Regions from separate parts of the Homo sapiens genome. Here region 1 is linked to region 2. Evidence: chromatin loops called from intact Hi-C (ENCODE). Cell type or tissue: B cell. All regions are shown on one strand. Links, peaks and the distances in the headings refer to the core of each region. The heading gives the core; the rest is flanking DNA. Region 1 has its middle 2.0 kb from the start of LINC01827. Region 2 has its middle 35 kb from the start of LINC01825.

Region 1 (2,927 bases), core at 111-2,610, 78 kb after region 2:
ATGCTTACGACTGAAGAAACCATTGATACCTGAAAGAAGGGAAGACTTTAGATATAAAGGCAGAGTGGAATTTTTTTAACCAACATTTCATGCAGCAGCTCCACATGGCCTTCCCATGTCTCAATAGCTTTGATTTGTGGAAATAATGGTTATGCAATTTCCACATATTGTGCTCCAATCACAGCATGTAAGCAACAATAAAAAGAAAACAACTAAATGTACTTGAAGCTGGAGATTTTGATAAGGTTTTCTTTTCACTTCACAAAGTTTGTTAACTGGATATTTTTCTAAGGCAACTGAAATATTCCTGCTGAGTTTCAGACAGATATATGTAAAAGCAGCAAAGTGTCTGATTTTCTTAAATGTATCTATGGCAGCAACACTAGTTAATTTAGTTGTGAAAAAATAACCAAAAAGAAACTATCGGACTATAAGAATTCCACAGTTGGCAGACTGTTGGTATTTCTCTTTCTCTTTAAATATATATATAAATATATCTATAAATATATATAAATATCTATAAATATATCTATAAATATATATATTAAATATATATATGCCATCTGTTTACAAAAGATGAGAAATGTTGGAGAAAATTATTTCCCTTAGGGTATAATGTTATGGCCATTCAGAGAGAGGTCTCTGGTATTTTCAAGGAGAATTTGGTACAAGAACAAGACAGCATCAGGTCTGCACAGTCATTGGCTGCAAAAAACAAAGATGATTTCCTTTAGTCCCTGTTTTAGTTTTACTCTTTGAACTTCCAAGTTTATTTATTGTTATTATTTTTAATGTGGCACAGATTGTTTTAAGAATCAACTTGGTTCCCTTTTTTGAAGTCCTTTTTTTTTTTTAATTTGTTGAGACTGGTTTCTAAAGTGCTCCACCTCCACCACCTGTCATTAGATGGGGGGCTGCGGCTTGGAGAACACTCACAGTTCTGAGTTCAGCTGTGGACGGAATAATGAAGGGCAGCTGCAGAAGGAGGTAGAGCTGCAGATTCAGAGGTAGGTGGCAATACAGTATTTCAAAATAAAAACTACCAAGCTTCAGATCGGTGATAAATTGTCATGCACTAAGTGTACCTGGAGAAATAAAACTAATCTCTATCCATTTTAATTCTCTCAGAAGGACTTTCCCTCTTACATATAAAATCCTGGGAATTTCCCCCTCCTCATCCAGTCATTTCTATGTGATTAATCATACATTGGTTACTCGTCACTAGATGGCATTGTGCAATGTTTCTTGACAGCAGTAACTAAATTGGTAAAGTTACAGCTTGGGCTATTTTTTGGTATTTTCTTCTTTGGGATGGATCTAGAGGATCTAAATCTGATCCTGGATATGTCATCATCTTTATATGTTTTATGAGTATGGCTTTGTAAAATTTGTGTCTTCTTTGAGAGTCTTTTTCTTAGTATAACTTCCTAGTACATGAACCCAATAATTATCAGTCTTAAATGAACAATAAATAAATTCTTCCTCTAATTTTCCTCCAAGTCACATGTACAAATGTTTACTTACATTTGCAGAAATAAAATAAAGCTCAACATATCTAGGATCTCTACCTAGGCATGAAGGTAGAAAAAAATATATATGGAAATTTGCTTTATCTAAGCATGGCCAGTTGAAATCAAGCTGTGGATAAGCCATGAAGATAGAGTAATATAAAAAGATCAGTTAATGCTTTCATAAACCTGTGAAATTCACAAAGGAAATATAATAGCCATAAGTAAGTAAAACTGATATAAATGTGTTATGAATTAGTAGTCACAGTCTTGTACTTTTCCAGACATGACAAATAATTGTGACCATTTTTATTTGTTGTGTTCCCATAAACCTTATGGTGCTGAAGAATAAATTCTAATTTCTGTGCTATCAATAAAATAGGACACATTTTCCCAAGTTATAATTATGACTTAGTGACCTGAGAATTTGTAAATAACAATGGATGATAAAATTAATTATTTGGAATGAAGCTAACAAGATAAATGACAGATAGATAGATAGATAGATAGATAGATAGATAGATAGATAGATATGGTAGATAAATGCATAGCAGCTAATACAGCATTTGACATTCTGAAGTTATATAAAAACTATAATATTGATCTGCTGTTTTCATTTACTTATTTTAAAATCTGAAAAATTGTTTCTCTTTTTTAATTTGCCTTTTTATTTTAATTTCATTCATTTGTCCATTCAAAAACATTAACCAAACACCAGCTTTGGATCTGTTCAATACCAGAGATGCAAAGATAAGTAGGATACCAAATGTGCCCTCAAAAAGCCTTTAGTCTTTTATGTTAAGCATCCATAAAGTAACTATCAGAATCATTCATGAAAGAAGGAGCAAGGGGGAATGAAAGAGGGAGATATGTAATGCAAAGAGTCTTAGAAAAGGAAACAAGATGCAGGCCGGGTGTGGTGGCTCACACCTGCAATCCCAGCACTTTAGGAGGCCGAGACAGGAGGATTGCTTGAGTCCAGGAGTTTGAAACCAGTGTGGGCAACATAGCGAGATCCTGTCTCAAAAAAAGAACAAAGCAAAAAAGATGCATGGTTTATGGTCACAGCTCTAACAGTAACTCATGCTATAACCCTGGACCTCCCTCATTGTATGTTCAAATGAAATAATTTTATAGAAAAGTGCTTTGTAAACTGTAAAATGTTTTTAAAATACTAGTTTTTAAAGCTTTTTCATATAAGAAACCCACTTTTTTTTTAATAGAACTTTGATCCTTCAGGCCAATGCAGCTCCCTTTTAATTTTCTGTTTCAAAATTCCAGCTGCATACATAAAATCCATTAAATTTCCAACTCATCTTGTAAAACAAAAATTGGACAGAAGCACCACAATCTTGGAGAGAGAAAAGGCAAAAGGCTAACCTAAATGCCCAGTGATCACATCAAACTCTAAAACACTGA
Region 2 (2,927 bases), core at 220-2,719:
AGGACTGCTAATGGTGGAATGACAGAATGTTAAACCTGAGACACCTAAGAAACTATTTAATCAGCCGCCTAAATTTATATGTAAACAGATCAAGACCCAAAAACAAGAAGCCACTGATGAACATTTACTATTTTATTAAACACTTTCATAAAAAGGTTTTGTTTATAAGGGATTATTTACCATTTTCCCTGTTTTTGTTGATTTACAAGGGTCTTAGTTTCATGCTGCTATAACAGAGTATCACAGACTGAGTAATTTATAAGGAAGAGAAATTTATTTCTCACAGTTCTGGAGGTAGGGAAGTCTAAGATCAGGGCACCAGCATCTGATGAGGTATTTCTTACTGTGTCACCCGGGCTGAAGGGCAAAGAGAAGGCAAGAGAGAGCAAGAGGGGCTGAACTCATCCTTTTATAAGGAATCCACTCATGTGAGAATGGCATTAATCCATTCATGAGTGCAGAGACCCCATGATCCTAACACCATCCATTACGTCCCACCTCCTAACACCATTGAATTTGTGATCAAGTTTCTTACTCATCAACTTGCAGACACATTCAAACCATAGTAACAAACATAAACTTGTTTTGTTTATTTTCCAGTTGTTTCTTTAATGAACAGCTCTTTAGAACCTGTTGTAGCTGGGCGCGGTGGCCCACGCCTGTAATCCCAGCACTTTGGGAGGCCAAGGCAGGTGGATCACGAGGTCAGGAGATCAAGACCATCCGGGCTAACACGGTGAAACCCCGTCTCTACTAAAAATACAAAAAATTAGCCAGGCATGGTGGTGGGCACCTGTAGTCCCAGCTACTCGGGAGGCTGAGGCAAGAGAATGGCGTGAACCTGGGAGGCAGAGCATGCAGTGAGCCGAGATCGCGCCACTGAACTCCAGCCTGGGCGAAAGCAAGACTGTCTCAAAAAAAAAAAAAAAAAAAAAAACCTGTCGTAGTGAACGGCTGTTGATTTTTGCCTGCTTAGTAACCCTCAGTTCCTCTCCAGACATACACAACTCTAAATCACTAACTTTTTCCACATCTTGAGGCTAAGTCCTTGGATGGAGCTGAAACTGTCCTCAGATACAGAATGACTTCGTAGCTCTTAGTTAGTTTCATGCTGCTATAACAGAATAACAGAGTAATTTATAATGAAGAGAAATTTCTGAACAAAGAAAAGTGCCCTGATTATAACCAGAAATGCAAAAATGCTGTCTACAACTGCATTCTCTCTACCCCTACATATTTTCCAAACTGTGCATATCTATGTAGTCTTCCAAAGCTCTTGGCTCAAATGGCAAGGTTCAGATTGGAAAATTGCCTCTGACCCTAGACTTGTTAACTGGGGAATAGACAGGAAAATAACCTCTGACCCTAGCCTGGTTAACAGGGGAATAGACTAGCCCTCTCCACAGTAAATGGTTTGTGGATAAATACATGACCCAATTAACACTAATTGCAGGACTCAGAAGTCCAACTCACAAGAGTCAACAGGAGAGGAAAATTCAGTGGGCCACCAGGGGGAAGCCTACTTAAAAAGTTAGCCAACACAATTAAAAGCAGAGACAAGAGATGGAATGAACTATCCAGCTATGTCTACACCTTGATTTTTATGTTACTTGGGTCAATACACTGAGTTGAGTTTTCTGTCACATGGCACCAAAAGTATATGAACTAAGAAATAACTGCAAAGTGTTGTATGAATTTACAGAAGAAAAACAAATACAGGGTTATAATATAGTATTTGAACACACAACAATAGAGCTTTCCACATTGACTTGCCTTCAATAAAGACGACCAGCCTTCTAAAACTGGAAGCAGTATAAATATATAGTTAGAAAGTTTCTTGGCTCTGGTTTAAAGCAAGGGATCTACTGCCTGAGTTTTAATCATCTGCATTTCTTCTTCTATCCCAGTCTCTAAGAGAAATAAATGCCAGTAAATTGTTCTAGAAAGAAAAAACTTTGTGAATCAAATTTCTATTTTTACTGGCTTATAAAAAAGTTCTTAATATAAAAAGATACTATAATTCTTTAAAACTGCAGCTGCAAAAAAATTAAGGTCAATTGGAAGATTTGTTTTTATTCTTAAGACAAATAAATAGATGACTGTAACAACTGAATACATAACTATCCACAGTTCCTGTGGCCTACAAATGTAGCTACAGAAAAGATGCTGTCCAGCATAGCAGCTTTCAGCTGGGCAGAGTAATAGTGCCCAGCCAGAAAAGCTCAATTTTCCCTTCTCTGTGTGAGATCACTCACCTAATAGAGCTGGAAATAATAATAACTAGCAAAACAAAATGGTACACTGAGATAAGCGCTTTCCAATTTGAACCCTGTTTAAAAGGGAGGATATAGTAAAAATCCTTTTTTAGCAACACTTTTTCCCATCCCAAAGAGCTTTAGAAGGTTTAATGTGCTCTCAGTTTTCTCTGGAGGGCCACAATCCATGAGTCATTTGGCTAAGTAATCTGCGTTCCAGACTTTTCTTTACTCAGAAGAATGTTTAGTTATTGTATGGCCAACTACTCCTATTTAGCTAACTTAGCCTTTACTACCAGGCATTGGCGGGGAAATTGAATTCAAGCATTTATTTGAAGGAGGTAGAGTCACAGTTGTTATGATTATCCATGGCTGTGTCTATATAGAAACAAAAGTTCTGCTTGTAAACATTAATGTAGAAAATTAAATCAACCCAAAGATTTCGGGAGAAAAAAAATACTCTTACTTTTTTAAGTAAGTAAATTGATACCAATGTATTTTTACTATGAATTAGATGGAAAGCTTCTTTACTTTATTTGTATTCTTTACTTATATTCGTAAAAACAGCAAAAATGAATGGAATGTTCCATTAATTCAAAAGTGGATTGACATAGTAAAGATGTCCATTCTCCCCAAATTGATCTATAGCTTTAATGTAATTCCTAACAAAAT

Evidence for each region. Peaks named below come from ENCODE experiments on the same cell type or tissue, not always from the same donor. Only the 100,000 strongest peaks of a DNase experiment are listed, where the experiment ranks them.
Region 1: it touches region 2 in a loop (8-fold over the local background); 8 of 110 quality-filtered maps call a loop at or near these places.

What each region holds. Positions count from the first base shown.
Region 1 is chr2:195,575,076-195,578,002 of GRCh38, forward strand. No RefSeq gene overlaps it. Among named protein-coding and RNA genes, the nearest start is that of LINC01827, 2.0 kb to the left of the region's middle. In B cell, for the core only: a CTCF peak has its summit at 1,212 (motif pointing right); a DNase peak (open chromatin) is centred at 946; H3K4me3 peaks cover 794 bases; H3K27ac peaks cover 1,912 bases.
Region 2 is chr2:195,496,862-195,499,788 of GRCh38, forward strand. No RefSeq gene overlaps it. Among named protein-coding and RNA genes, the nearest start is that of LINC01825, 35 kb to the right of the region's middle. In B cell, for the core only: CTCF peaks have their summits at 1,495 (motif pointing right) and 1,694; a DNase peak (open chromatin) is centred at 1,510.